2 separate regions of the Homo sapiens genome follow, and region 1 is linked to region 2. The links are chromatin loops, found by intact Hi-C in ENCODE. Cell type or tissue: heart left ventricle. All regions are shown on one strand. Each heading gives the region's core, and the rest is flanking DNA. Links, peaks and the distances in the headings are about the cores only.

Region 1 (15,220 bases), core at 3,870-11,869, 71 kb before region 2:
CAGTTAGAGAAGGAAGCGGTTTATTCGGCCGGGGCCATCGGCAAGACTCCTGTCCCAAGAGCCGAGCTCCCCGAGTGAGCAATTCCTGTCCCTCTTCAGGGCTCACAACTCTCAGGGGGTCCGCGTGAGAGGGTCGTGATCGATTGAACAAGCAGGGGGTACGTGACTGGGGGCTGCATGCACCGGCAATCAGATCGGAACAGAACAGGACAAGGGTTTTCACAGTGCTTTTCCATACAATGTCTGGAATCTATAGATAACGTAACCCAGTAGGTCAGGGGTCGCTCTTTAACTACCAGGCCCAGGGCACAGCGCCGGGCTGTCTGCCTGTGGATTTCATTTCTGCCTTTTAGTTTTTACTTCTTTCTTTGGAGGCAGAAATTGGGCATAAGACAATATGAGGGATGGTCTCCTCCCTTAATAGAGTTTCACCATGTTGGCCAGGCTGGTCTCGAACTCCTGACCTCAGCTGATCCCCCCTGCCTCATGCTTGTTATTATTTTGACACAGGGTCTCACTCTGTGGCCCAGGCTGGAGCGCAGTGGTGCGATCTCCACTCACTGCAACCTCCGCCTCCTGAGCTCAAGCAATCCTCCCGCCTCGGCCTTCCAAAGTGTTGGGACCACAGGCACACGTCATGCGCCCTGCCAGCACATCTTTATTGAGTGCCTGCTGTATGCCAAGCGTTGTTTTAAGTGCCAAGGAGACAGCAGAGTGCAAGGTGGGCTGACCTCGGCCCGAAGGAGCTTACATTCTAGTGAGCAGCAGGGAAGAGAGACCATGAGCCAGGCTAGTTATGCCATAAACCTCGGGCATAATACCGAAGTGGTGCTGTGCGGAGAAATGTTGAACAGCTGGCTCTCCAAGGGAAAAGGCCCTCACTTGCAGCGCACGCCGCCCCCTGTGTTGTAAATACTCCCATCGTGGCTGCCAACATGAGCCAACCAGCTCACAGATCGCCGCGAACTTCACAGTGGGCTCAGGAGCTGGCATGAGCAGCTCCAGCCGCCGCTGCAATAGGTGAGGCGTGGAGAGTGCTGCTGGGAAGAAGGAAAAGGCAGGGAAGGGGGCAGGCAGCATGATGATAGGCAGGTTGCAGGATCAAATCTGTGGTCCCGATAGGCCGGGCATGGCGGTTCACACCTGTAATCCCAGCACTTTGGGAGGCTGAGGTGGGCGGATCACTTGAGGTCAGGAGTTTGAGACCAGCCTGGCCAACATGGTGAAACCCCATCTCTATTTCTTTCCTTCTTTTTTTTGAGATGGAGTCTTGCTCTGTCGCCCAGGCTGGAGTGCACTGGCACAATCTCGGCTCACTACAAGCTCCGCCTCCCGGGTTCACGTCATTCTTCTGCCTCAGCCTCCTGTGTAGCTGGGACTACAGGCGCCTGCCACCACGCCTGGCTAATTTTTTGTATTTTTAGTAGAGACGGGGTTTCACTGTATTAGCCAGGATGGTCTCGATCTCCTGATCTCGTGATCTGCTCGCCTCAGCCTCCCAAAGTGCTGGGATTACAGGCGTGAGCCACCGCTCCCGGCCCCATCTCTATTAAAAAAGACAAAAATTAGCTGGGTGTGGTGACGGGCGCCTGTAATCCCAGCTACTTGGGAGGCTGAGGCAGGAGAATCGCCTGAACCCACCAGGCGGAGGTTGCAGTGAGCCGAGATTGCGCCACTACCCTCCAGCCTGGGTGATAGAGCAAGACTCCATCTCAGAAAAACAACAGAAACAAAAAATCAATCAATCAATCAGTGGTCCAAGGAAGATCCTGGAGGTGGAGAGATTTGAGCAAGGCCTTCCTGGAGGGGGAGGGAGTTGGACCGGGTGTATCAGGCAGAATGTACGGTGAGTGCAGAGGCTGAGTCCGGAGGGACCAACGCAGCCAGAGAGGGCAGGAAGGACCTGGGCTTGTAGGACCTTGCAGGCTACAGCAGAGCCCACTAGGACCCCTCTCCAGCCCCCCAAATCCTCGGAATACAAGCCCTTCCTTCCTCTGAGCTTCGGTGTCCTCGTCTGTAACATGAGGACTTGCCAGGCATGGGCTGGGTGCCCAGCAGAGCCTGAGAGCTGGTCCTGTCCTCACTGTCCCACGGGGACAGCAGGCTCTCTCTGGATGAGGATGGAGGGGAGCTGGCAGGTTCTCTGTGTCCTTGCGGGAAGAACAAGCCTTCCTTGTTAGAGTCTCCCGGGAACAAAGGGGCGGGCAGCAGCAGGGCGCGTGAGTCTGAGTCAGGGGGCTGGCCGCCGGACAAAGGACAGCAGTGAGCAGCCTCAGGGAAGTGGGGAGTGGCAGATCACGGAGGCTGGGAGCATGAGCTGACCCTGGACGGGCCGGTGGCAGCAGCCACAAACACCTGGCCTCCCCCTCTCCTGCTGTGCCGTGTGCCAGGGACACAGAAACAGCAGGTCATCGGAGGAACCCGGCCTCCTGGGAGCTGCCTCCCAGCTGTCGCACCCTCATCTGCAGCCGGAGGATGTGTTTTAGGAAAGAATGTCGGGAACTTGGGGCTGGCACCGTGGCTCACACCTGCCCTCCCGGTGCTTTAGGGGGCTGAGGTGGGAGGATCGCTAACCCCAGGAGGTCAGGGCCGCCTCATTCCCACCATTCTCTGATCACCCTTCTCCACCGTCAGTGAGCTGTGATCGCGCCAGCCTGGATGGTGGAGTGAGACCTTGTCTCTAGAGAAAAGAACGGTGGGACTTGGATCGGCAGCAGCCACAGCAGTCATGTCTGTCATCTGGACTATTGTAGAGCTTCATTCCACTCACTGGCTCAGCAGGCACTCACTGCGCACCTGTTCTGGGCAGGCGGTGTTTGGGATGCCCAGGGCGCCACGGGGCTCGGGCACGCCCGGCTCCTGCCTCTTCGTGTTCCTATGTGAGCACGCGTGTGTGTGCGCGCCTGCCTGTGTGTGCCTCATCGTGCGCACCCACGTGGTGTAAACGTGCACCTGTGTGTGTGTGTGTACGTGTGTTACGTGGTAGAGCACGGCAATGACCCTCCATAAACAACTAAGCAGGTCAGCAGGGTCCTCCGCTGGGTTGAGGTTGCACCCGCCCTTCCAGGACCCTCCCCTCCTCTCACTCCCCTTCACCCCACAGCGTCTCAGAAAATCTTGTGAGTTCTGCCTTCAAGACAGGCCCAGAACCCACCCACTCCTGACCATCCCACAGCAGCCCCCAGCCCAGGCCCCGTGGTGCCCACCTGGGCTGGTGTGCTCGCCTCCCCCGGGCTTCCCTACCCCCACCTTCCTACCCTCAGTCGATTCCTTCAAACCCAATTCAGGCCGTGCCCTCCTCTGCTCCAGCAGAGGCCTCCGTGGCTCCCACCCTGCTCAGGGTAAAACCCTGTGTCCTCTCCGTGTCCTCAGGGCCCTTCACGACCTGCTGGGTCAGCCCCGCCCTCCCTCCTCCTGCTCTCCCCTCCTCACCCTGCGGCAGCCACCCTGGCCTCCTCCTCGCTCCTCCGCCTCGCCAGGTGCGGTCCTGCCCCAGGGCCTTTGCACAGCGGTGCCCTCCCCAGACACCCCGTAGATGTCTGCACAGCTGGGCATCCCTTAGAGGTCCTGACTTCCTCCAGGCCTTTGCTAACGTTTCACCTCTTCAGGGGGCCTTCCTGGCCACCGTATGTGAAGACCCAACTCTGCTCTGAGGTTTCCTTTCTGTGATCACGTCACTGCACACTCCAGCCTGAGCACAGAATGAGACCCTGTGTCAAAAATAAAACAAGAGGCCAGGCGCGGTGGCTCATGCCTGTAATCCCAGCACTTTAGGAGGCCAAGGCGGGCGGATCACCTGAGGTCAGGAGTTCGAGACCAGCCTGACCAACATGGAGAAACCCCGTCTCTACTAAAAATACAAAAATTAGCCGGGCGTGGTGGCGCACACCTGTAATCCCAGCTACTCAGGAGGCTGAGGCAGCAGAATCGCTTGAGCCCGGGAGGCAGAGATTGTGGTGAGCCAAGATCGCGCCATTGCACTGCAGCCTGGTGACAAGAGTGAAACTCTGTCTCAAAAAAAAAAAAAAAAAAAGAAAAAGAAAAGAAAAGAAAAAAATAAATAAAACAAGAGAGACATGTGTTCACAGCATTATTTGCGGTTGTTCCGAGCTAGAAGCAGCCTAGAAGCTCTGAGTAAATCATGGCATCTTCATGGGATGGAACGTTGCCCAGCAACAGAAGTGAGTGATGGACAGCTGTCACCCACACCAGGACTGATCTCACAGGCAGGGTGGGAGGTCTCATGAGTGCACCGTCCCCTTCCCGTGCCGCACAGAAGAGGCAAAGCGGGGCCTGGCTTTACAGGCAGGATGGCGGCTGACAGGTAGAGGGAAGGAAGATGGCTGCAGGGGCTTCCGGGGAGCTGGGGACACAGTGTTGATCCCAGAGCCGGCCCCATGGGGATTGATTGATCCCAGAGCTTCCGGGGACCCATGAGAGGAAGAGCTGATGGCTCTCTGCTGCAGGGTCTTCCGCAGGCCCTGTGGACATCCCAGGTGGGGTGGTCCCGGCCACTGCAGGGTGCCTAGCGGCATCCCTGCCCCCACTCACCCCATGCCAGGAGCTCCCCCAGTCGTGACGACCACAGGTGTCCTTGGACACTGCCCAGCGTCCCCTGGGGGCAATCACCTGGGTTGGGAACCCCTGGTCTGTTGATTTCAGCCCACCATGATCTCATAGCTCCGTGTCACTGGAACGAGGGTGAGCCTGCATGCCTGGGGGAGTGGTGAGGGAACTCAGGCAGGTGGAGGTCTGTCGGGGAGGAGCCTGTGCTAGACGCAGTGGCAGCCAGGATGGGCGTCTGTAGGGCTTCCCATGGTCATGTCTGAAGAGCTGGCTCTGGCTGACATAGAGTGGCCTTTTGGGGCTGGGAGAGGCGTCCCAGGGATCCCTGAGGAGGTGGGGGTGGGTGTTGGGGGGGGATGGGGCCCTGGACTGGGCCGTGGCTGTGAGGTGGAGAGCAGCAGTCAGCTGCTGAGTGGGCTTTGGATCCAGGAAGCGGCCCCAGGGGTTTGGATCCAAGTCAGCATGGGTCTGGAGGTGCCATTTGCTGGAGTGAGGGAAGGCTGGAAGAGGATGTTTGAATGATAAGGGGCCAGATGCCCTTGTCTTCAGAGTGACCCTGTGGAGTCAGGCTGACATATGCCCGTTTTTCAGAGGAGGAAACACATGCACAGTGGTGCAGTGATTCATCAGGGACCACACAGTGTCTAATCCAGAAACCCTGGTTCATGGGCGCAGGAGGTCTGCCTGGGAAGTTCACTGCAGGAAATTGTAAAGGAGGTGAAGTGGGAATAGCCTCGGTGCCCGTCGAGGGGCGGGGCTGGGGTGCTCGTATGATGGCGGCCAGGGTGGGTGACATTCAGACTGGCAGGTGTAGGTGGGCAGGACAGTGCAGGGCCAAGAACATTCTGGACTTGAGTCCTAGGTCCACACTCCTGCTGGCTTTGTGACCTCCGCCTCTGTCCATGGTGATAGGCATGGAACAGCTCGTGGGGTGGCGCCTGTGAGCACAGAGCTGGCAGCAGAGCCGTTCTGCATGAGTAATCTGCTGTATGCCAAGGACGCCCTGCCGATCTCACCCTGTATGCAGTAGGCGATTAATAAGTGCCCATCCACTAAGGCAGCATTTCCCCATCTTGACACCATTGACATTTGAGGGTCTTCTCTTGGGAGGAACAGCGTTGTAGTTCTCCAGTCACTAGATGTCATCAGCACTCCTGGTCCTGGCAGCCAAGAATGTCTCCAGACATAGCCAAGTGTCCCCTGGGGGCAGCAACACCCATGGCTGAGCACCATTGGCCCAAGGGATCAGTCCTAGGCTCTACTCTCTAGACCTGTGCTGCCCGACACAGCGTCCACAGGTCACAGGTGACGCTGGAGCACTGGAACTGTGGACGCTCCACACTGAGGCAGAGAGTGCAAAACATGCCAGGCTGGGAGGACAGCATTAAAAGAAGAATGTGAAATATCTCACCTGTAATGTTCATATGCAGAAATGATATTATTTTGGATATGGGGGTTAATAAAATGTATTATTAAAATTAATTTCACGTGTTTCTCTTTTTTTGATACAACTACTAGAAAATTTAAAAATGGCCGAGCATGGTGGTTCATGCCTGTAAACCCAGTGCTTTGGGAGACTAAGGCAGGGGGATTGCTTGAGGCCAGGAGTTAAAGACCAGCCTGGGCAACATAGCAAGATCCCATCTCCACACACAAAAAAGAAATTAGCCAGGGATGGTGACACATGCCTATAGTCCTAGCTACTCCAGAGGCTGAAGTGGGAAGATCACTTCAGCCCAGAAGTTGGAGGCTCCAGTGAGCTATGATTGCACCACTGCACTCTCCAGCCTGGGTGATAGAGCAACATATTGTCTCAAAAAAAAAAAAAAAAAAAAAGTAGGAGGTTCTCAGTCTGTTTCTGGTGGGCAGTGCTGCTGTGGGTGATCAACTTTCTGGCTACACCATGAGCTTGGTGAAGATGAGTTGGTCTTGGTTGCCATCATCCTTCCCATTATCCTTTCCCATCATCCTCCAATCATCCTTCTCGGTCATCCTCCCATTGTCCTTCCCATCATCCTTCTCCATCATCCTTCCCACCATCCTTCCCATCATCCTTCTCCATCATCCTCCATCATCCTTCCCCATCATCCTTCCCCATCATCCTTCCCATCATCCTTCCCATCATCCTTCCCCATCATCCTTCCCATCATCCTTCCCCATCATCCTTCCCCATCATCCTTCTCCATCATCCTTCCCATCATCCTTCCCCATCATCCTTCCCACATTCCTTCTCCATCATCGTTCTCCATCATCCTTCCCATCATCCTTCTCCATCATCCTTCTCCATCATCGTTCTCCATCATCCTTCCCATCATCCTTCCCATCATACTTTCCCATCATCTTTTCCCATCATCCTTCCCATCATCCTTCCCATCATCCTTCCCCATCATCCTTCTCATCATCCTTCCCCATCATCCTTCCCACATTCCTTCTCCATCATCCTTCCCATCATCCTTCCCATCATCCTTCCCCATCATCCTTCCCACATTCCTTCTCCATCATCGTTCTCCATCATCGTTCTCCATCATCCTTCCCATCATCCTTTCCATCATCCTTCCCCATCATCCTTCCCACATTCCTTCTCCATCATCATTCTCCGTCATCGTTTTCCATCATCGTTCTCCATCATCCTTCCCCATCATCCTTCCCACATTCCTTCTCCATCATCCTTCCCATCATCCTTCCCCATCATCCTTCCCACATTCCTTCTCCATCATCGTTCTCCATCATCGTTTTCCATCATCGTTCTCCATCATCCTTCCCATCATCCTTTCCATCATCCTTCCCCATCATCCTTCCTACATTCCTTCTGCATCATCATTCTCCATCATCGTTTTCCATCATCGTTCTCCATCATCGTTCTCCATCATCCTTCCCATCATCCTTCCCACATTCCTTCTCCATCATCGTTCTCCATCATCGTTCTCCATCATCCTTCTCCATCATCCTTCTCCATCATCCTTACCATCATCCTTCCCCATCATCCTTCCCATCATCCTTCCCCATCACCTTCCCACATTCCTTCTCCATCATCGTTCTCCATCATCGTTCTCCATCATCCTTCCCCATCATCCTTCCCCATCATCCTTCCCCATCATCCTTCTCCATCATCCTTACCATCATCCTTCCCCATCATCCTTCCCATCATCCTCCCCTATCATCCTTCCTGTCATCCATCCTCATCATCCTTCCCAGCATGTGACGCCCTCTCCCGGCACCGCCCACGTTTTGCTCTCCCAGATGTCACCAGAGGGCGCTTGTGAGCTCTGATTGGGACGCGTCCCTGCTCACACGTCACCCGTGTCCCCACAGTCCACAGGCCGTGCAGGACCCGCCGCATCGGCTTCCTCCCGGCTCCTCTTCTCCTTGCTCACGCTGCTCCAGCTGCACGGGCCTCGTCGCTGTTTCTCCTACACACCAGGCAGGTCCTGCCCCAGGGCCTCTGTGCGTGCAGTTCCTGTCAGCCTGGAATGCCTCGCCCGCCTCCCGAGTTCGGCTTCTCCTCTGGTCTCTGCTGGAGCGTGACCTTCTCCGCGAGGCTCCCGACCTCCCAGTTCACATCGCAGACGCTCACACCACCAACCACCCTGTGGCTGACCGCCACAGTTACTGCCTGAGACCGTCATTATAAGACTGAACGAAGGGACAAACGTAGAAAATGATAACAAGAAACAAAGGAAACTTTTAAATAGAAATAAAAACTTAAAAGTAACTATTTTAAAGGAAGGGCAACGTGGGGAAGAAGAAGAGAGAAGGAAAGAGAGAAGAAGGGGCCGGGCATGGTGGCTCACGCCTGTCATCCCAGCACTTTGGGAGGCCGAGGCAGGCGGATCACAAGGTCAGGAGATCGAGACCAGCCTGGCCAACATGGAGAAACCCCCGTCTCTACTAAAAATACAAAATTAGCCGGGCACGGTGGCTCACGCCTGTAATCCCAGCACTTTGGGAGGCCGAGGCAGGCGGATCACGAGGTCAGGAGATCGAGACCAGCCTGGCCAACATGGAGAAACCCCGTCTCTACTAAAAATACAAAAATTAGCCGGGCGTGGTTGCGCACGCCTGTAATCCCAGCTACGCGAGAGGCTGAGGCAGGAGGATCACTTGAACCTGGGAGACAGAGGTTGCAGTGAGCTGAGATGGCGCCACTGCACTCCAGCCTGGGCGACAAGGGTGAAACTCCATCCCCCCCCCCCCCAAAAAAAAAAAAAGAGAAAAAGAAGAAGAAAAGGGCTCCCTGCTCCTAGTGAGCAAAGGCAGCTTCCTGAGCTTCTACAGCCCTTAGTATTTATTGGGTAACAAGAGCAGAGAGGAGGAGGTAACGATTGAGCAGCTGCTTAATTGATCACAGGTTCATATTGTTACTGACGGGCTTCAATTATGCCTAATCGTAGGAAACATTTGTGCCTGGGTGGTGATGGCCCTCAGCAGCCCTTCTGCACGGCAGACGCAGTTTGTCAGTTTGCCAACATTCTGCATTTACGAGAACAGTTTGCTGTCTACTCATATAGCCCCCCAGTGGTATACTGAGTTGATCACGGCCCTCACTCTTTCGGCCTCCAACACCCCCTTCGCCCACGTTTCCTCCATAGCGCGACGTGCCCTCTGCACTCACGTAAGTTTCACTTATCTGCCTGCCTGTCTCCAAGGGAAAGGGAGGACGAGGAACTTGTGTGTTTTGTCCTCTCCCGTTTTCCCAGCACCTGAGCAGGGCCTGGCCCCAAATAAACACTGGCTGAGTTCCTAATTACGGTGAGAACAAGGGTCTCGGGAGCACCAACGGAGTCACCTCCCACCCAGGACACCCAGGCCGGGCAGTGACGTCCCTCGCCTGCAGCCGGCAGCTGGGCGGGTGGACGTAGGGCCGGCCTCCGGCCTCTCATCCGGTCCAGCCTCCCTTTTTTTCACTGTTGTGATTTAGTCTCTTCTGTCGAGCAGGCAGGATTAAAATCAGGGCTCATCTGCATGTGTGTTGAATTCATTTGCATCTCATTTGCAAGCTCTTTGCTTGGCAGTTGCGACAAGCTCTGAGCTGAAGACAGAGTTGATAGAATCTGGTGCGATCAGATCAGAAGGGGACTGGTGGCTGGAGGGGCCCCAGCTCGTTCTGGCGAGGCTGCCGGCCCTCAGCGTCCTCCCAGCAACATGCTGTCGGCTTGGCCGGCTTCCCATCCTGTCTTCCCTGTGTTAGCTTTTGGTTCCACCCCACGTAAAATGGGGAAACGGAGGCAGGTGGGGCCGAGTCCGGGCTGGAACCAAGTCTCTGGCTGTCTGCCTTTAGTGGCTGTCTGGTGTGGCCTGGACCTGGTGACCCGGATGTGAGGAGGGATGGGGTTGGGGGAACACCTTCCAGGCCCTTGTCCCCTCTGTCTCTTTAGCCGTGGGAGCCCCTGGGGTCCTGCACTTCGGCTGGTTTTGGTGAAGGAGCAGCTTTGGTCGAGGGAGGTTGGGGCCTTTCCTCCTCTCTCCCTCCTCGGCACCCATCCCTGCTGTGGCTCTGGAGTTGTGCTGCCTCTGGAAACGAGCAAATGGTGTGTCCAAGGTTGGGCAGTGACAGGGCCTGTGGGCTGGGGGCCCTCGTGACCGAGGAAGGGGCCAGCGAGGGTTGGTTTGCTGGCAGAGGCATCTCAGGTAGAGAGAGCTCAGGCAGAGGCCGAGGTGGAGACCGTCTTAGGGGCTCGAGGGAGGGAAAGCAGGTCCGGATGGTCAGAGTAGAGCGGCAAAGGGGAAGGAGCAGGACGAGAGGACAGGGGGAGGTGGAGACGAGGCCGTGCAGGGCCTGCGTGCCGTGGCGTGGCGCGTGTCTGCAGTCCCAGCTACCCGGGAGGCTGAGGCAGGAGAATGGCGTGAACCCGGGAGGCGGAGCTCGCAGTGAGCCGAGATCGTGCCACTGCACTCCAGCCTGGGCGACAGAGCGAGACTCCGTGTCAAAAATAAATAAATACACAAATAAAAATAAAAATAAAGACCAGCTTTTTTGGGATGGGGAGGAGGCGTTCTTTTTTTCTCTTTTTTTTGATTTTGACGTGGAGTCTCGCTCTGTCACTCAGGCTGGAGTGCAGCGGTGTGATCCTGGCTCAGTGGTGCAACCTCCACCTCCAGGGTTCAAGCGGGTTCAAGCGAGTCTCCTGCCTCAACCTCCTGTGTGGCTGGGATTACAGACGTGCACCACTGTGCCCAGCTAATTTTTTTATTTTTAATAGAGACGGGGTTTCACCATGGTGGCCAGGCTGGTCTCGAACTCCTGATCTCAAGTGATCCGCCCGCCTCGGCCTCCCAGAGTGCTGGGATTACAGGCATGAGCCACAGTGCCCGGCCAAGGGATTATTTCTACAGTTTTCAATTTCATGGATTTCTACTGTTATCTTTACAATCTTCCTTATACTTACTCTTGTTTTCCTAGCTTCTTAGGTGGAAACTTAGGCCTAGGCTGGAGTGCAGTGGCACAATCTTGGCTCACTGCAGCCTTGGCCTCCTTAGGCTCAAGCAATCCTCTCACCTCAGCCTCCTGAGTAGCTGGGATTACAGGCACACACCACCACTCCTGGCTGATTTTTGTATTTTTTGTAGAGATGGGGTTTCACCATGTTGCCTGGGCTGGTCTTGAACTCCTGAGCTGAAGCAATCTGCTTGCCTTGGCTTCCCAAAGTGCAGGGATTACAGGTGTGAGCCGCTGTGCCCAGCCTTCTTTTCTCATATAAAAATTTAAAGCAACCATTTTCCCTCTAAGTACTTCTTTAACTGCATCCTACACAGTTTAATATGTTGATTTTTTATAGTCATTTAGTTTGAAAATTTTCTAACTTCCTTTGTGATGACTTCTTTGATGCGTGGGTTATTCAGAAGTATGTTGTTTAACTTCTAAATATATTTGGGGGATCCTGGATATCGTATTGTTGGTGATTTCTATTTTAATTCCTTTTTCACCAGATAATATGCTCTGTAAGTTTCAAAAGTTTGATATGTACTAAGACTTGTTTTATGATCCTTTATGTAGACTATACCATTTTGATTAAAAAATTTTAAAACATGCAATACATTAAAATTACATTGCAGGGTGAAATGTATAATTGTATGGTATGTGAATTATATCAATAAAGCTGTTAAAGATGACACTGCAGGCCAGGCACGGTGGCTTACGCTTGTAATCCCAGCACTTTGGGAGGCCGAGGTGTGTGGATCACCTGAGGTCAGGAGTTTGAAACCAGCCTGGCCAACATGGAGAAACCCCATCTCTACTAAAAATACAAAAAAATTGGCTGGGCGCGGTGGCTCACACCTGTAATCCTGGCACTTTGGGAGGCTGAGGCGGTTGGATCACAAGGTCAAGAGATTGAGGCCATCCTGGCCAACGTGGTGAAACCCCGTCTCTACTAAAAATACAAAAAAATTAGCTGGACATGGTGGAGTGTGCCTGTAATTAGCTACTAAAAATACAAAAAAATTAGCTAGACGTGGTGGTGCATGCCTGTAATCCCAGCTACTCGAGAGGCTGAGGCAGGAGAATTTCTTGAACCCTGGAGGCGGAGGTTCCAGTGAGCCGAGATCGCGCCACTGCATTCCAGCCTGGGCGGGGGAGCAAGACTCTGTCTCAAAAAAAAAAAAAAAAAAAAAAAAAAAAAATTAGCCAGGCGTGGTGAAACCCCATCTCTACTAAAAAATATAAAAATTAGTCAGGCGTGGTGGCGGGTGCCTGTAATCTCAGCTACTCAGGAGGCTGAGGCAGGATAATCGCATAAACCCGGGAGGCAGAGGTTGCAGTGAGCCGAGATCGCACCAGCGCACTCCAGGCTGGGTGACAGAGTGAGACTCTGTCTCAAAAAAAAAAAAAAATTACACTGCAAAAGGCTCCAAAAAATACAGAAACAAACAAGGAAGAGACAGGAACGTGCATCTCATCTGGCAGTTTTCTGAGCCTCTTCTTGGAGCCTCACGCAGTGGTCGCCTTGAATGTATCAAAATCCATTGTGGTTTAAATCTCGGAGGCATCTGGGAGGCAGTGAGGACGGCTCTCACCTCCCCGCTGTCCTCGCCGCTGCCCCAGGGCCTCTGCACGGCTGCCTCCTCACCTGCTTTGGGACTGTTCAGTTTTACCTTCTCCGTGGGGCTCACCCACACCCACACTGCTACCCTGGGCCCCAAACCTGTCTGCGTTTTCCCTCACGTTCAGTGCCTCCTCATACACCAGACTGTGTTCACTTATCACATTTACTGACGACTTTCTCTCTCCCATCCTGAGAACATCTCCTTCTTTTCCGTCTGTTCGTGTCCAGTTCTCACCACCCCCAACAGAGGCTGGTACACAGTAGGTGCCCAGTACATGCTTTGGCAGGAATGAGTGACAGGATGAGGCAGTGAATGCTTCTTGGCTCAGAGCTGAAACTCCCAGAGTTGTGTACTTGCTGTATGACCTTGGGCTGTGCCTCAGTTTCCCCAGGTGTAGAAACGGGGCCACGCCACCCACGACCCCGCCAGGCCCTCCTGCTGCAAGGCTGTGGGTGTCATGTTTGCAGGTCTAGTTCCCTGGGGCCGGCCCTGGCCCCAGCTGCCCAGCTCTGCCGGCTCCCGGGAGACGCACTCTGCTGACACCGGACTCTTTCCTGGACCATCCAGCCGCCTGGCCGACACTCGATCCCGGCCCCACTTCCAGGCCAGTGTCCGGCCGACCAGCCTGCCTTGGGCCAGGGCCCCACGACTCCCTGCTGCGGGACAAGAGGCCGTCTGTGCGGCTGTGGTCGTGGGAGGGTGTGGTGAGGCCGTGAAGGTGGGGACGGTGCCTGGGCCTGTGGCCGCCAGAGCTGCTGCGGCTCAGAAGGTAGCACCAGGCCCCGTGGGTGCTGTGGGGGCCATCGCCTGCCCACCATGGGGACCCTCAGCTGCGACTCCACCCCACGGCTGGCCACAGCCCCCCTTGGCCGGCGAGTGACGGAGGGCCAGATTCCGGAGACCGGCCTGAGGAAGTCCTGTGGGACGGCCACCCTGGAGAACGGTGCGTGCCAGCCGTGGGGGATGGGTGGGACCTTTTCCTGCTCCACTCCCCATACTTCTGGGGCTTCTGGAATGTTCTGGGAGCCCAGCAGGAGGCAGGAGTTTCAGGCAAGTCCTTGCCCTTCCCCAGACCTCAGTTTTCCTTCCGGCAGGATGGGTGTGGACACGGGGTTGCCGTGAGCCCCGAGTATGTGTCTGTCCAACGGAAGCTGCGTGCTTTGCCAGCCGGGTCCCCTTCCAGGGGCTGTGGGTACAGCAGTGGGCAAAGCCACAGCGATCATGCGGGAGACGCGGGGAGGAGGGAATATTTCCAGCGTGGCCCTCAGGGACGGGCGCCCTAGACAACGTGGGGCAGGGCGAGGGGCGCGTGTGCGGAGGCGGCTCTGCTGGGAGCCACATCAGCTGCTGGCCTCGGTGAGGGCCCAGGACGGGCCGCAGTTTCCTCACCCACAATTAGCGGCTGGAGTCAGGCCCCAAGCCAGGTCCTCGGGCTGGTTCTGTGGTCTCTCCTGATCCCTGTGGCATCGAGATTCTGCAGAAGCCACAACACATGGCGTCTGTGACCGTGTATCTCTGGGAGGCTCAGGCCTCAGTCTCCCCATCTGTGATCGTGTATCTCTGCCTGGGCCTCAGTTTCCCCATCTGTGACCGTGTATCTCTGCCTGGGCCTCAGTTTCCCCATCTGTGACCGTGTATCTCTGCCTGGGCCTCAGTTTCCCCATCTGTGACCGTGTATCTCTGCCTGGGCCTCAGTCTCCCCATCTGTGACCGTGTATCTCTGCCTGGCCCTCAGTTTCCCCATCTGTGACCGTGTATCTCTGGGAGGCTCAGGCCTCAGTCTCCCCATCTGTGATCGTGTATCTCTGCCTGGGCCTCAGTCTCCCCATCTGTGATCGTGTATCTCTGCCTGGGCCTCAGTTTCCCCATCTGTGACCATGTATCTCTGCCTGGGCCTCAGTCTCCCCATCTGTGACCGTGTATCTCTGGGAGGCTCAGGCCTCAGTCTCCCCATCTGTGACTGTGTATCTCTGCCTGGGCCTCAGTTTCCCGATCTGTGACCGTGTATCTCTGCCTGGGCCTCAGTCTCCCCATCTGTGACCGTGTTTCTCTGCCTGGCCCTCAGTTTCCCCATCTGTGACCGTGTATCTCTGGGAGGCTCAGGCCTCAGTCTCCCCATCTGTGATCGTGTATCTCTGCCTGGGCCTCAGTTTCCCCACCTGTGACCGTGTATCTCTGCCTGGGCCTCAGTTTCCCCATCTGTGACCATGTATCTCTGCCTGGGCCTCAGTCTCCCCATCTGTGACCATGTATCTCTGCCTAGGCCTCAGTTTCCCCATCTGTGACCGTGTATCTCTGGGAGGCTCAGGCCTCAGTCTCCCCATCTGTGACCATGTATCTCTGCCTAGGCCTCAGTCTCCCCATCTGTGACCGTGTATCTCTGGGAGGCTCAGGCCTCAGTCTCCCCATCTGTGACCGTGTATCTCTGGGAGGCTCAGGCCTCAGTTTCCCGATCTGTGACCGTGTATCTCTGCCTGGGCCTCAGTCTCCCCATCTGTGACCGTGTATCTCTGCCTGGGCCTCAGTTTCCCCATCTGTGACCATGTATCTCTGCCTGGGCCTCAGTTTCCCCATCTGTGACCATGTATCTCTGCCTGGGCCTCAGTCTCCC
Region 2 (15,220 bases), core at 1,286-9,285:
TTGAGTATCTTTTATCTGTCAGGAGCTCTGGTGGGCAAACAAGATGCAGTAATGACCAAAACAGATCTGCCCTTGTGGAGTTAATGGCCAAGTGACATTAATCCGCAAATCACCACTCAACATAAAATCACAACTGTGGAGTGGGCGCGGTGGCTCACGCCTGTAATCCCAGCACTTTGGGAGGCTGAGGCGGGCAGATCACCTGAGGTCAGGAGTTCAAGACCAGCCTGGCCAACATGTCAAAACCCCATGTCTGCTGGAAATACAAAAATTAGCTGGGCGTGGTGGTGCACGCCTATAGTCCCAGCTACTCGGGAGGCTGAGGCAGGAAAATCGCTTGAACCCGGGAGGCGGAGGTTACAGTGAGCTGAGATCGCACCACTGCACTCCAGCTTGGAGGACAGAGCGAGACTCCATCTCAAAACAAACAACTGTGGAAAAGAGTGCGTCATGGAGCTTAGAAATCCCAGGAAATCCAGGTGAAGAAAGTAGAGCTCTGGGCAGAGGAGATGGCGTGGGCAGAGGAGATGGCGTGTGCAAAGGCCCTGTGGTGTGTTCAGCCAGCACGTTCAGGGAGCAGAAGGGTGGCCAGTGTGGCCGAGGTGAGGTCAGAAGCGGGGTGAGGACACAGAGCTTGGGGGAGGCCTGGTGCCAGGAAGAGCTGCCAGGGGTCTTGAGCACAGGGGTGATAACATTCCCTGTGGGAAGTAAACTGTTGGGAATTGCGGGGAGGGCAAGGAGGAGGCGCTGGACCAGAGGAGTGCTGGGGAGTAGGGAGTGTCAGATTCCCAAGATGCATAGGATAGAGGGGTCTAAATGCACTTCATTCATTCATTCATAGCCCTGGGCCCTGGGCCCAAGTTGCCCATCCACACTCCACCTCTGTCTGTCCTCTTCCAAGTCCCTGTGTAAATAGAAACTGGCGCCTGCTGGGACATGAGCCAAGAGTATCATGAACTCGGGGGGCTGAAACTCTCCCTGCTTTACAGATGAGGAAACGGAGGCTCGGAGAGGCGAGGTGACCCCCGAGACCATCCCACTGGGAGGTGGTGAAGCTGGTTTTGGAGGGCCCCCATCTCCCAATCCCGTTCTCTGGGTTGGAAGAGCCTGGGTCCCCAGACGCCTGGCTCCAGCTCGGTCCCTACACCTGTCTCCTCCCCTTTCCTACCTTTGTACTTCCAATAATTGGAATAATTAAGTCAATAATCCACTCCTCGGGAGCCTGAGCCTGGAGTGGGAGGCAGGAGAACCCTGGGTCACATTCAACCTCTAAATGCTGCGCAGCCTGGAAGAGTCGTTTTCTTCCCTGAATCGCACTCGATCCCCTGCACGAGGAGACAGGAGGACTTGCTGTGGAGGGGCCAGGATGCCCCAGGAATCAGCTAGTGCCATGGAGGGGCCAGGATGCCCCGGGAATCAGCTGGTGCCGTGGAGGGGCCAGGATGCCCCGGGAATCAGCCGGTGCCATAGAGGGCCAGGATCCCCGGGAATCAGCTGGTGCCGTGGAGGGGCCAGGATGCCCCGGGAATCAGCCGGTGCCATAGAGGGCCAGGATCCCCGGGAATCAGCTGGTGCCGTGGAGGGGCCAGGATGCCCCGGGAATCAGCTGGTGCCATAGAGGGCCAGGATCCCCGGGAATCAGCTGGTGCCGTGGAGGGACCAGGACGCCCCGGGAATCGGCTGGTGCCGTGGAGGGGCCAGGACGCCCCGGGAATCAGCTGGTGCCATAGAGGGCCAGGATGCCCCAGGTATCAGCTGGTGGCATAGATGACCAGGATGCCCCGGGTATCAGCTGGTGGCATAGATGGCCAGGATGTCCTGGGTATCAGCTGGTGCCATGGAAGGGCCAGGACACCCCGGGTATCAGCTGGTGCCATAGATGGCCAGGATGACCTGGGTATCAGCTGGTGCCGTGGAGGGGCAGGATGCCCCGGGAATCAGCTAGTATCAACTGAGCACCCCGCCTGCGGCAGGCCTGGAGGTCAGCCGGTTCCATGTGCTCCCTGAGGAATCGGGCTACTCCCCGGTGCCTCAGTGTCCCTCTCTGGAAACTGGCGATGGTGGCCCTCCAGGGCCCTCCCACTGGGCTAACCCGTGATGCACGAATCAGTCAGGTCCCTCCTGGGAGCTCGCAGACAGTCCTGCTCCTGGGATTGTTTTATTGTTACGCCGTCCCCTCCCTTTCCTGAGGCTCCCAGGGTAAGTCTTCAAGCTGCACAGCTACCCAGTGGCCTCCTCAGCATTGGAGCTCGGATTGCAGCCCTCCCCTTTTTAAACCACCTCCCTGTAGGTCCTCCAAGCCTGTTATCCTGGAGGCCACTGTGGGGCAGCCTTGGATTCAGGCCTGGCTCTGGGAAGCCCCGGGTCCCTGGTGGGGCCCCCACCTGGGGGGATGGAGGGCCAAAGCCTCCCAGCATGAGGCGCCACGACTCAGGGCGGAGAGGGGCTGGTCGATACCACCTGGGCCCCTCCTCCAGCTTGAGCCCGAATCTGCAGCATCCTGGTCTCCCATCCTGGAGGGCTGCAGCGAGGCTGCTGCAGAGGGAAGCAGAAGGTTCTGTTGACCAGGAGAGGCTCCTGTTTACTTACCGATGGTGCAGAGCTAAGCAGCCAGAAGGCCCCGGGCTCCCTGCCCCTGCCCCACCCAGGGTGGGGTCTGCGTCCGTCCACAGGGCAGGTGTTAGGACCCATCCCAGGTACTTTTCAGGCCTATGTTTCCCCAGCCCCCAAATGTGATAGGATGTGGGGATGGGGTGGGGCTTCTGGCCAAGCCAGGCTGTGGTGGGGTCAGGGCTCTGGGGTGCACTTTGAGGTCTGGGCCAGCTCCCCCCTGGTTGAGACCCTTCCTGACCTGCAGAAGCGTCTGAGGGAGAGGGCGACTGACGCCTGCCTCGCACACATGGTGGGGTGCTGTAGGCACTTTGCACATAGTGATCTGTTGAGCCCTCCCTCGAGAGCCGTGGTGCCCTGGGCTGCTGAAGAGACAGAGGTCTGGATGCTTGTCCAGCGTCACACAGTGGGAAGGGTTGGCACCAGGATTCAAGCCCTGATTGACCAGCTCTGGATTTGTGTCCTAGCATGGAGACAGGCATAGTGTAAACTCAGTGCCTCATCCCCCAACCCAGCTGGCAGGAGAGGCTCTGCCCCCACCTGGGCTGGGCAGGGGTGCCGGAGAGCGAACCCCCAATACCTGGGGCTGGCCTGATGTCAGGAGACCCGTCACTGCCCCTTCCTAGGACCCAAGCTGTCCGCTTCCCTCCCCAGGCCCTGCTGTCCTTGTCTGCAATGGAGGAGGGTGGCTCTGTGGCCCCTGAGGCCCCCTCTCCTCGGGCCTGCTGAAAGAGCACTGTTTCGGGGCCATCGTGGCGATGCTATTCACCCATTTGTTTGGCAAATGTTTACTGGAGACATGGCTGGCCTGTGCCTTGGGGCCACTACAGGGACAGGACCTCCAGGACCCTCCTCCCGGCTCGGGCCCAGCAGAGACGGTGGACAGACCCCCAGGATCCGGGCCCAGCAGAGACGGTGGACAGACCCCCAGGATCCGGGCCCAGCAGGGGCGGTGGACAGACCCCCAGGATCCGGGCCCAGCAGAGACGGTGGACAGACCCCCAGGATCCGGGCCCAGCAGGGGCGGTGGACAGACCCCCAGGATCCGGGCCCAGCAGGGGCGGTGGACAGACCCCCAGGATCCGGGCCCAGCAGGGGCGGTGGACAGACCCCCAGGATCCGTGCCCAGCAGGGGCGGTGGACAGACCCCCAGGATCCGGGCCCAGCAGGGGCGGTGGACAGACCCCCAGGATCCGGGCCCAGCAGGGGCGGTGGACAGACCCCCAGGATCCGGGCCCAGCAGGGGCGGTGGACAGACCCCCAGGATCCGGGCCCAGCAGGGGCGGTGGACAGACCCCCAGGATCCGGGCCCAGCAGGGGCGGTGGACAGACCCCCAGGATCCGGGCCCAGCAGTGACGGTGGACAGACCCCCAGGATCCGTGCCCAGCAGGGGCGGTGGACAGATCCCCAGGATCCGGGCCCAGCAGGGGCAGTGGACAGACCCCCAGGACCCTCCTCCCGCCTCAGGCCCAGCAGGGGTGGTGGACAGCAGCCCAAGGGTATTCTGCATGGCAGCTGGAGCTGGGGTTCGGGGGCCCTGCTAGTCTGTGGTGGGGCCTGCCCAGGCTTCCTGGAGGCGGCGGCGGTGAAGGGGAGAATTCCTCGGTGTCTGCCTCCTTGTCAGACTTCGGGGCTGCGTCGCGGTTGCCCCAGCACAAAAATGAGGGCTCATCAACGTTTGCTGGGTGAGCAAAGCTTAGATGGGGTCACAGCTCCTCCGGGTTTCACTTTCCCCTCTGGACGGCAGGACTCTAACCCCTTATTGCAAGGGTACGTGGAGAGTGGGGAGGCCTCAGCCCAGCTCTCTCGCCCTCCTGGACCCCTCTTCTACCACTGTGGCAGCAGCCGCTCCTCCCAGCTTGGGCCACATCCAGACTTGGGGACATTCCCAGAATGCAGGAGGCTCCTGGACAATCAATAATTCAATAAAGCGCCAGGCGTCCGCCGGCTCCGGGTTGGTCCTGGGGATATGTTATCTTGCTGGCTCCAAGCACGAGGAGGCTGGGAACTGCTCAGCTCGGTTCCAGAAGAGGAAACTGAGGCGGGGAGGGCAGGGAGGGAGGGAGAGAAGGAAGCAGTGAAGGCCGGGGCTGGCAGATCACGAAGCAGCTGGCAGGAGGGGGGTCGGGGCCTCAGGAGGGGGGGACCCTGTGGTCTCAGGAACTGCCAGGAAGCCTGGGTTTGGACCTGGTCTTGCCCCCTATGGGTTTCTCCATCCGTGAATCACACGCATGTGCCTTCTCTCTTCGCCCCGACCCTCACGCTTTCCTGCTGTATTCCTGTTCCGGGCGTCACCACCCCTGCAGTTCTAAGCTGCACCTGTACGCTCTGTGGGCATCCTGCCCCTGCATCACCAGGGCTGGGGCCACCTCCCTCCGTCCCAGCTGTGTCCCCGGTGGCCAGGTCACTGTCCAGCATCAAGCGGGTGCTCAGGAAACGTTTGTCCATGAAATGAAGGAGCCCCCCCCTTCCAGGCTTCTTGTAGGGCTGCTGAGAGGTTGCCCATTTAGTAAGACCTGCTGTCCTAGCTGTTCGGTCCTTGTTTCTGGAAGGAAACCCCCCACCTTCCTCATCTACAGATTGAGAATTGCAGTAGGACCTGCGTACTGGGTTGTGTGAGAGTCAGAGACCCGCCAGGACGCTGGGAGGCTGGCAGGGAGGAAACGCTCCATCATAAACCCAGCTGCATTTATTACTGTTGCCGTCATTTAATTCGTCGTCGTTAGTCGGGAAAGCTCCTCGCCGGCAGCGAGTAGGGGGTCTGGGACCCTCTTCCGGTATACGGAGGCAGGGGCTTGGGAGTCCGACTTCCCGGAATCTGCGGGCGTGAGCGCCGGGGGTGGCCGTCAGCCAACCGTGACCACCTGCTTGTCTCCCACCGGCCCCCAGTCAGCCCCCGGGCCCTGGCGAGGCTCCTCCCTGCCACCAGCCTCCGGGGGCTGCGGGGAGACGGCCCCACCCCCTTCCCGCGGGGGCGGGGGCGCGGGCGCGGGCGCGGGCGGCCGTACTCGGAGGAATACGGCGGCGGCGGCGGCGGGGCTGGGCGGTTTCCCGCCGCGGGTGAATGAGTCCGACTGCGCTGCCGCCGCCGCCGCCGCCCGCATCGAAGCTCCGGCCGCGTCCCCCGCGCCAGCCCCGGGAGCCTGCGCGCCGAGACCCCTGCGTGTCTGCGAACAGACCTCCGGCCTCGGGCCATCACCCCGGGCAGGTAAGTCCGGGGACCCCGCCCGGTCTGCGGGGACCGCCGGGACCCCACCCCCCACCCCAAGCGGAGTCGGGGAGGGCTGGGGGCGGGGGGACACCGGGGAGTCGACTCGCTGCTCTCTCGGCCCCAGACCTACCGCCCCTCCCTTCCCCCACCCCGAACGCCTGGCCCTCCGGTCCAGGGAGGAGCCACAGGTGGGTGGGAGCCGGGGGGGCGGAGCTGGGACACCCCGGGGGTCCACCCACATCCGTGTCTTCCCCTGGGACTGAGCGCGGAACCCTTTGGAATGAGCGCTGAGATGCTCAAAACCAGAGTGGGGGCGGGCGAGGGGCCAGTCTCCTCTGGGAGCTCCCCGGAGAGTCAGAGCGCGGCCCCCACGCCCCTGGGCTTGGTGCTGGGAAGTTAAGCGGGATCTCTCCGGAAAAAGGTGGGGGGAACCCGCCTCACTCCTGTCCTGGGCCGCCGCGCCTGGGCGGGACGCCCCCAGGGGACCCCTCCACCCCCACCCCGCCGGCAGGGCCCTGCCGGGAGGCCCCACAGGGAGCAGGTGCCCAGGGCCCTCTGCCAGCCGCCCCCCACTGCTCCTGACCCCTGCTTCTCTTCCCAGACGCTGCAGCCCCTGTCCGGGCCTCTTGCCTGCCGCCCCCATGAGAAAAACCAACATGTGGTTCTTGGAGCGGCTTCGGGGGTCTGGGGAAAACGGTGCTGCCCGGGGCGTGGGGAGTGAGGCGGGGGACAAGGCCTCCAAGGGGCCCCTGTACAGCAATGTGTTGACGCCCGACAAGATCCCCGACTTTTTCATCCCCCCCAAGCTGCCCTCGGGCCCCGCGGAGGGCGAGGGACAGGCCGCGCTGGGCCCCTCCACGTCGGAACAGAACCTGGCCTCTGCGGCCCCCCGCCAGACCCCACGGAGCCCCCGGCTGCCTGCCAAGCTGGCAGCCGAGAGCAAGAGCCTGCTGAAGGCAGCCACCCGGCACGTGATCCAGATCGAGAGTGCCGAGGACTGGCTGTCCGAGGAGGCCACTGACGCCGACCCCCAGGCCCAGGGTGCCATGTCCCTGCCCTCGGTGCCCAAGGCCCAGACGTCCTACGGCTTCGCCATGCTGGCTGAGAGCCCCCACACGAGGCGCAAGGAGTCTCTGTTCCACAGTGAGCACGGGGCTCTGGCCCAGGTGGGCTCCCCAGGGGCCGGGCGCCGCCGGGCAGCTGCCAAGGCCAACGGGGGTGATGGGGGCCCCAGGGAGGCTGGCGGGGCCCTCATGAGCCCCGGCCGCTACTTCAGTGGCGGGGAGAGCGACACAGGGTCCTCGGCCGAGTCCTCCCCCTTCGGGTCCCCTCTGCTGTCCCGCTCCGTGTCTCTGCTCAAAGGTTTCGCCCAGGACAGCCAGGCCAAGGTGAGCCAGCTCCGGCACTCCGTGGGCCGCCACGGCTCCCTGTCTGCGGACGACAGCACCCCGGACGCCAGCCCCGGGAGCCGGCGCCGCCTGACCCGCCGGGCACCCCCGGAACCTGGCCCCGAGTCGGGCCAGGCGCGTGGGGAGCACACGGTCCACGTGGGCCCTCGGGGCAGCGTGCGGCTGCTGGCCGAGTACGAGGCCGGCCAGGCCCGCCTGCGGGTGCACCTGCTGGCCGCCGAGGGCCTCTACGACCGCCTGTGCGACGCCCGCAGCATCAACTGCTGCGTGGGCCTGTGCCTGGTGCCGGGCAAGCTGCAGAAGCAGCGCAGCACCATCGTGAAGAACAGCCGCCGCCCCGTCTTCAACGAGGATTTCTTCTTCGACGGCCTGGGGCCCGCCAGCGTCCGGAAACTGGCCCTCAGGATCAAGGTGGTGAACAAGGGCAGCAGCCTCAAGCGGGACACGCTGCTCGGGGAGAAGGAGCTGCCCCTGACCTCCCTGCTCCCCTTCCTGTAGAGCGGGGACCTGCTCGCTGTCCGCTCGGGTGCAGAGGGCAGACCCCGGTCTCTCCTCCACACCGGGTGCTGGCGGGCGGGTCCGCTGGCTTGGGCTGGGGCTGGCCGGGGAGGGGCTCACACTCAGGCTGGGCTGGGCGCTGATGCTGTAGCTGACGCAGGGTTTCCTGGGTCACCCGATGCTGACTGGAGTATTATTTTTCATGAATTAATTTCTCCTTTGGAGGAGGAGGAGGAGGAGGAGAGGGGCCTCGGGGGAAGAGAAGGGGCCACTTCGCGGGGCAGAGGGTCCCCCTTTGCCCCTCCACACTGCCTCGCGCCTTTCACGCAGAGTTCTAGAAGGAGGTTCTCAGGGGTTCAGGAATCCGTGCATGTGGCCAGGGCGGGGCCGTGGACAGGGAGGTGACAAGTCTTGGAGCCCACAGTCTCCTTCACTGCACGTGTGTCTTCCTCCCCCACAGCCTGCCGCCATCCAGTTCCCACCCCGCGGAGAGCAGGGCCTCGCGGCCACACCAGGCCCAGGCTCTGCCCGGGACGCCCCCTCCCAGGGGTCAGGCTTGGCTCTGGGAGACCCCAGCTTCCCAGGCTCCGGTGGGGAGTGGGGCCAGGCGAGGGTGCCCTGACGAGGGTGGGCGCGGAGGGAGCAGCCGCTGCCACAGTCGGAGCAGAGGAGGTCTTGGCAGAGGTCCGCGGGGAGGAGACGGCTCTCCTGGCCTGTTTTCCTCCAACACTGTCGCCGCTGGCTTTTTGGGTACAGGCCCGTCTGGCCATTTCTGCTGTGGCGCCGGAGGGTCTTGCTCAGAGATGCCCAGAGAGCAGCCCTATGGCCCATCCGTCCTCGCTGGGGGCTGCCACCCCGTCGCCCTTTTGTCCAGCGTCTGCAGCTGGGAGCGACACGCAGTGATTGACGGCCGTGGCTTTGACGCCACGTGTGTAAATAGGCTGTGGCTACGGTGGGTGGGTCGGAGCCCAGGAGGCAGCTGGGGGGACCTGGCTATGGCCTTTCCTGCTGTTAGGTGGCTGCAAGGCTTCCATTGTGTGGTTATGTGGGTCCTTGAATGATTTTGGGGAGGTTTCCAGCTCAGAATGATGCAGAAATGATAAGACTCAAAGCAGGGGCCAGGCCAGGCCAGTGCCTTCGCCTCTCCCGGCTGCTGGTGGGCACGGAGGAACCAGGGCACATCTGTGGTACCCAGGGACGTCCCTTGTCAGCCCGTTTGCCACACATTGTTCCTCTTGTCCAGGGGAGGGTGGAGGAGCTGCTTCCCAGGACTGGAGGAGCAGCTGGGCCCCTGCTGCACGTCCGGTGGGACACACCTGTGAGCCCTCCAGAGGGAGAGTGCAGGCCCCTTCTGAGCCTGGTGTTGCAGGGCTCCGCTCTCTCCCGGAAGCCAGGGCACCCAGGGCGGAGGCTCCTCAGGCCGGGGAGGCGGGGAGGGTGCCCTGCATGGAGAGAGACGCCGGCGCTCCCCGCCTTCTCTGATGCTCACCCCTCCCAGGCCCTGTTCTCCCTGGGGTCCCCCGTTTAGTAGCCCCCCTGCACTCTTTGATATCTTAGTGTCTGAGGTTGACTGTGGGTAAATCTTTAAGACACTCCCCAGCTGTGTTTGTTTATAAATGCTGTTTATAGTGCAATAAAGGTGTTTCGGGAATACGGGGGTGGAGGTTGGCTTCCCTGGCTGTTTAATAACGAGAGAGTTCTGCGGTGAACTCCAGGGAGGAAGGAGAAGAGGATTCCAGATTGGCAAGGTCCTTTCCACTGCCCTCCGCATTCTCCTGCCCCGGGTGGAGGCAGGCGGGGGCAGGAGCCCAGCCCCTGATAAACCACCTCCCTTGGAGCGGCAGGTCTGGGTTCTGCTTCACGGTTCCAGCTCTTGACTACATGGATGTCAGGAAACAGGACTCGGACCCCACACGGTCCCTACAGGGTGGGTCCCGCCTCCCCTCAGAACCTTCAGACAGGACCCTGTCTCCACAGACCCCCTCTAGACACAGCCCCGTATCCCCCTCACACCCCTCAGGGCAGGACCCCGTTCCCCCCACACCCCTCAGGGCAGGACCCCGTTCCCCTCACACCCCTCAGGGCAGGACCCCATCCCCCCTCCACACCCCTCAGGGCAGGACCCCGTTCCCCCCACACCCCTCAGGGCAGGACCCCGTTCCCCCCACACCCCTCAGGGCAGGACCCCGTCCCCCCCCCACACCCCTCGGGACAGGACCCCGTCCCCCCCTCACACCCCTCAGGGCAGGACCCCGTCCCCCCCTCACACCCCTCAGGGCAGGACCCCGTCCCCCCTCCACACCCCTCAGGGCAGGACCCCATCCCCCCTCCACACCCCTCAGGGCAGGACCCCGTTCCCCCCACACCCCTCAGGGCAGGACCCCGTTCCCCCCTCCACACCCCTCGGGGCAGGACCCGTCCCCCCCTCAGACCCCTCAGGGCAGGACCCCATCCCCCCTCCACACCCCTCAGGGCAGGACCCGTCTCCCCCTCAGACCCCTCAGGGCAGGACCCCGTCCCCCCCACACCCCTCAGGGCAGGACCCCGTCCCCCCCACACCCCTCAGGGCAGGACCCCGTCCCCCCCACACCCCTCAGGGCAGGACCCCGTGCCCCCCCCACACCCCTCAGGGCAGGACCCCGTCCCCCCCCCACACCCCTCAGGGCAGGACCCCGTCCCCCCCACACCCCTCAGGGCAGGACCCCGTCCCCCCCTCAGACCCCTCAGGGCAGGACCCCGTCCCCCCCCCACACCCCTCAGGGCAGGACCCCGTCCCCCCCACACCCCCTCAGGGCAGGACCCCGTCCCCCCCTCAGACCCCTCAGGACAGGACCCGTCCCCCCCACACCCCTCAGGGCAGGACCCCGTCCCCCCCACACCCCTCAGGGCAGGACCCCGTCCCCCCCCCACACCCCTCAGGGCAGGACCCCGTCCCCCCCACACCCCTCAGGGCAGGACCCCGTCCCCCCCACACCCCTCAGGGCAGGACCCCGTCCCCCCCTCAGACCCCTCGGGGCAGGACCCCGTCCCCCCCACACCCCTCAGGGCAGGACCCCGTCCCCCCCACACCCCTCAGGGCAGGACCCCGTCCCCCCCTCACACCCCTCGGGGCAGGACCCGTCCCTGTGCTCTCAGCCCAGGCTGGGCTGCTCTGTCTCTCCTGCTGCCCATGGGGTCCAGATGTCTCTGCCATCTCAAATCCACCAGGAGCTTTTGGGAATTGGGGTTCAGCGTAGCCCGGCCTCCTGACCGCGGCCTGGTGAGCCCCAGTCAGGGCCTGGGACGGGTTGACAGGGCTACGGGCGCCTTGTAGCCTCTTCAGCCCCAGCCACTCATCGCTAGGCTGCACGGGTGTGTGCGTGTGCGTGCCAGGTAGGTGCACACACGTCGCCATGTGCTTCCGCATGTGTGTGCAGTGTGACTGCGTGTGCCGTTACCGTGCTCATCTGTTGGGCGTATGTGACAGTGCCAGGTGAGCGCCTGCAGGCACTCGAGTATAGCTGCCTGTGTGCTGGCGTGTGCACGTGTAAGCACGTGAGCCGTGTATGCATGTGTGACCCTGTGTGCGCTTGTGTGTGCCTGTGTCGCTGCTGGTGTGCACTTGTGTGTGCGTTTGTGTGTGCTGGTGTCTGGGAGCTGCAGCTGCCCATGCCCTCCCCCCTCCACTTCCAAGTGGGCGTCATCCAGGGATTCTGCGCCTGCGTGGTGTCTCGCCCTGCCTCAGGTCTTGGCCCACTGCCCTTCAGGTCAGCCCCCACCCCGGGGGAGTCAGATGCCCTTGTTCCCTCCTGGCTGTGGCCGTTTGCTGCCTTGTGATGTTGATCCTGAGCAGAACGAATCTACTGTTTGCACCTCCAGCATCCCTGGCGCCACAGAGCGCTCGGCCCCAGTGGGTGCTGTGCGGTGAAGGAGGCAGGCACACCTGCCAGCAGTCTCTCCTTTCAGACTGGCGGCCATCCTGAGTCTCCCGACCCTCAGGAAGGCCATGGGCACCACAAGCGGGGGGCACCCCGTTTGGTGCAAATTACAAAAAGATGCCCCTTCTTCAGAGGGGAGCCATCATAGGGAACAACAGATGAAGAGTCAGAAGCCTGGAGACATTGCGGACACCTGGATCCAGCTATGCCTGAAGTCCATAACTGCGCACCATTTCAGCTCAGAGGGTGGGCCGGTAAAGTGCCTTGTTTGCTCAAGCCGGCTTGTTTCAGTTTTTTTGTTTTGTTTTGTTTGTTTGTTTTTTGGAGACGGAGTCTTGCTGTGTCGCCCAGGCTGGAGTACAGAGGTGCAGTCTCGGCTCACTGTAGCCTCTTCTTCCAGGGTTCAAGCGATTCTCCTGCCCCAGCCTCCCAAATAGCTGAGATTACAGGCGCCCGCCACCACACCCAGCTAGTTTTTTGTATTTTTAGTAGAGACGGGGTTTCACCAAGTTGGCCAGGCTCGTCTCAAATTCCTGACCTCAGGTGATACGCCTGCCTCGGCCTCCCAAAGTGCTGGGATTACAGGCGTCAGCCACCACGTCCGGCTGATTCATTTTTTAAGGTGACAGAACACTGATCCAGTGGGTCTCTCCCATCCGAGGAGGAGGAGTAACACCTTCCCAGGGCCCCTGCCTTGCGGCCTGTCCTCTCTGGGGCCTTGAACCTCTAACCCTGACGTGTGTGGGGAGCCGCAGGGTGAGTTTCAAGCCCCACCTTCCACGTGGGGTGTGGCCCGGGGCAGTGCGTGGCTTCTCTGGGTCTCAGGCTCCCGAGGCCGAAGGCTCTGTCTGTGATGAGCCCTGGCGGCTTGTGTGCAGTAGAGCTCAATCCACAGGCTCGCCGGGCGGAAGCCGGCACAAAATAGCGACGATAATTAATATAATCACATCAGGGCCATAATTACAGGCGGCCTCAGACCCACCCAGGCGGGGGCTCCCTCGGCCTCTCTCTGCGGCACCCACCGCCCCAGTGCCGGATTCGATTAAGCTTTTGTTTTCTTCTCAGCTCCTGGGGGTGGGAGGGAGGGGCTGCCCACGGCCAGTTCCGCTGACAGGAGGAGAAAAATGACTTCAATAAAAAGGAGGAGGCGGACGCCGACCCGCACACATGCTCCTCCCACGAGGGCGGGCCATTCCCGCGGGCCGGCGCCTGAGCCTCAGTTTACCCTACTGTACAGTGACGTGGTCCCAGAGCCTCTCTCCAGGGTCACACGCAGGGCAGGGCCTGTTGATTAAGCGCATCGTGGGTGGGTGGGCGGGAGGACCCGCTGAATCCTCAGCAAGACGCTGCCTACTGCCATCCACAGATGGAAACACCGAGGCACAGAAGGCAAAGGGGCCTGCGCACACCTCCCAGCTGACAGGACAGGAATTCGGACCAGGGCTGGACCCACGCTGCCCTTCCTGGGTGGGACTGGACACCTGCTTGCATGGCCGGCCCCTGCCATCTGGCAGAGAGGGCCCCAGGGAGCTGTGCTCTGCCAGCCATGGGTCAGAATCCTGACAAGTCCCTCCGTTCTCTGTGACTCGGTTTCCTCTGCAGCACCCTGTACCCTCCCTGCCTGCTGGTGGGGCTGGAGTGGGCACGGACCCAGCACCCGTGGCACCCAGTCCTGGTCACCGGCTGAGCCCTGCTGCGGTGCCACGGATGAGACCCGCACCTTCCCCCGTGGGGTGAGGAATCCTCTCGTGCGGGGTGAGGTCTGGGCTTTGCCTTGGCTTTGGGAGGTGATTTCTGCCCTGCCTGAGGGGAGCGTCTTGGTCTGGGGTAGGGAGGGTCACACCAGCAAGACCAACCGTGGGACTTGGGAGCGCCTTGGGTCTCACAGCGTCAGACACCCTTGGAGTTCGAGGGCAACCCCGTGGCAAGCAATCAGTCAATCAAGCCCCCACGAGGGATCCCTCGCAGAGCTCTGGGCGCCTAGGCTGCCGTGCCCTTTCCTGGTGGTCCGTGCGCCCTGTGAGTGAGCAGTTCCCGGCTTCCCCGGACAGGACCACGGGGCTTCTCCGGGACGCTGCCTCATGTGCTCTTCCCCAGCCCACGGCACCTGCACCCCGGCACTGTGACAAACCCTACCTGTGACGAGGACAGCTTGCTGGGAGTTCCGTGCGTCCTCGCAAATCATCAAGCGTGAGGGTGAGCCTGGGAACCCCTGGAAGAGTGAGGGTGAGCCTGGGAACCCCTGGAAGAGTGAGGGTGGGCCTGGGGACCCCTGGAAGAGTGAGGGTGGGCCTGGGAACCCTGGAAGAGTGAGGGTGGGCCTGGGAACCCTGGAAGAGTGAGGGTGGGCCTGGGAACCGCTGGAAGAGTGAGGGTGGGCCTGGGGACCCCTGGAAGAGTGAGGGTGGGCCTGGGGACCCCTGGAAGAGTGAGGGTGGGCCTGGGAACCCTGGAAGAGTGAGGGTGGGCCTGGGAACCCCTGCAAGAGTGAGGGTGGGCCTGGGAACCCCTGCAAGAGTGAGGGTGGGCCTGGGAACCCTGGAAGAGTGAGGGTGGGCCTGGGAACCCTGGAAGAGTGAGGGTGGGCCTGGGAACCCTGGAAGAGTGAGGGTGGGCCTGGGGACCCCTGGAAGAGTGAGGGTGGGCCTGGGGACCCCTGGAAGAGTGAGGGTGGGCCTGGGGACCCCTGGAAGAGTGAGGGTGGGCCTGGGAACCCCTGCAAGAGTGAGGGTGGGCCTGGGAACCCCTGGAAGAGTGAGGGTGGGCCTGGGGACCCCTGGAAGAGTGAGGGTGGGCCTGGGAACCCTGGAAGAGTGAGGGTGGGCCTGGGAACCCTGGAAGAGTGAGGGTGGGCCTGGGGACCCCTGGAAGAGTGAGGGTGGGCCTGGGGACCCCTGGAAGAGTGAGGGTGGGCCTGGGGACCCCTGGAAGAGTGAGGGTGGGCCTGGGAACCCCTGCAAGAGTGAGGGTGGGCCTGGGAACCCCTGGAAGAGTGAGGGTGGGCCTGGGGACCCCTGGAAGAGTGAGGGTGGGCCTGGGAACCCTGGAAGAGTGAGGGTGGGCCTGGGAACCCTGGAAGAGTGAGGGTGGGCCTGGGAACCCTGGAAGAGTGAGGGTGGGCCTGGGAACCCTGGAAGAGTGAGGGTGGGCCTGGGAACCCTGGAAGAGTGAGGGTGGGCCTGGGAACCCTGGAAGAGTGAGGGTGGGCCTGGGGACCCCTGGAAGAGTGAGGGTGGGCCTGGGGACCCCTGGAAGAGTGAGGGTGGGCCTGGGGACCCCTGGAAGAGTGAGGGTGGGCCTGGGAACCCCTGCAAGAGTGAGGGTGGGCCTGGGAACCCCTGGAAGAGTGAGGGTGGGCCTGGGGACCCCTGGAAGAGTGAGGGTGGGCCTGGGAACCCTGGAAGAGTGAGAGTGGGCCTGGGAACCCTGGAAGAGTGAGGGTGGGCCTGGGAACCCTGGAAGAGTGAGGGTGGGCCTGGGGACCCCTGCAAGAGTGAGGGTGGGCCTGGGAACCCCTGGGCTGCCGTTGGGGCTGGAACGGGGGCACTGTTGTTGGGACACTGCCCTCTGACCT

What was found. Peaks named below come from ENCODE experiments on the same cell type or tissue, not always from the same donor. Only the 100,000 strongest peaks of a DNase experiment are listed, where the experiment ranks them.
Region 1: it touches region 2 in a loop (2.1-fold over the local background); 6 of 110 quality-filtered maps call a loop at or near these places.

What each region holds. Positions count from the first base shown.
Region 1 is chr19:472,953-488,172 of GRCh38, reverse strand. CIMAP1D (CIMAP1 family member D) reads left to right here and starts at 13,190. Exons shown (of 4, transcript NM_182577.3): 1 at 13,190-13,552. The coding sequence starts at 13,426. RefSeq lists an enhancer at 2,002-2,520. In heart left ventricle, for the core only: a CTCF peak has its summit at 7,824 (motif pointing right); a DNase peak (open chromatin) is centred at 7,852; H3K4me3 peaks cover 483 bases; H3K27ac peaks cover 314 bases; H3K27me3 peaks cover 1,385 bases.
Region 2 is chr19:399,605-414,824 of GRCh38, reverse strand. C2CD4C (C2 calcium dependent domain containing 4C) reads left to right here and starts at 5,678. Exons shown (of 2, transcript NM_001136263.2): 1 at 5,678-5,819; 2 at 6,424-9,380. The coding sequence starts at 6,464. The coding sequence ends at 7,729. LOC124904607 (proline-rich proteoglycan 2-like) reads left to right here and starts at 360. Exons shown (of 2, transcript XM_047439790.1): 1 at 360-2,696; 2 at 3,265-5,303. The coding sequence starts at 3,369. The coding sequence ends at 4,532. RefSeq lists enhancers at 1,159-1,914, 6,935-7,815, 7,816-8,695. In heart left ventricle, for the core only: no CTCF peak of the experiment used is centred there; DNase peaks (open chromatin) are centred at 5,584, 6,314, 7,384, 9,184 and 1 weaker place; H3K4me3 peaks cover 1,492 bases; H3K27me3 peaks cover 6,135 bases.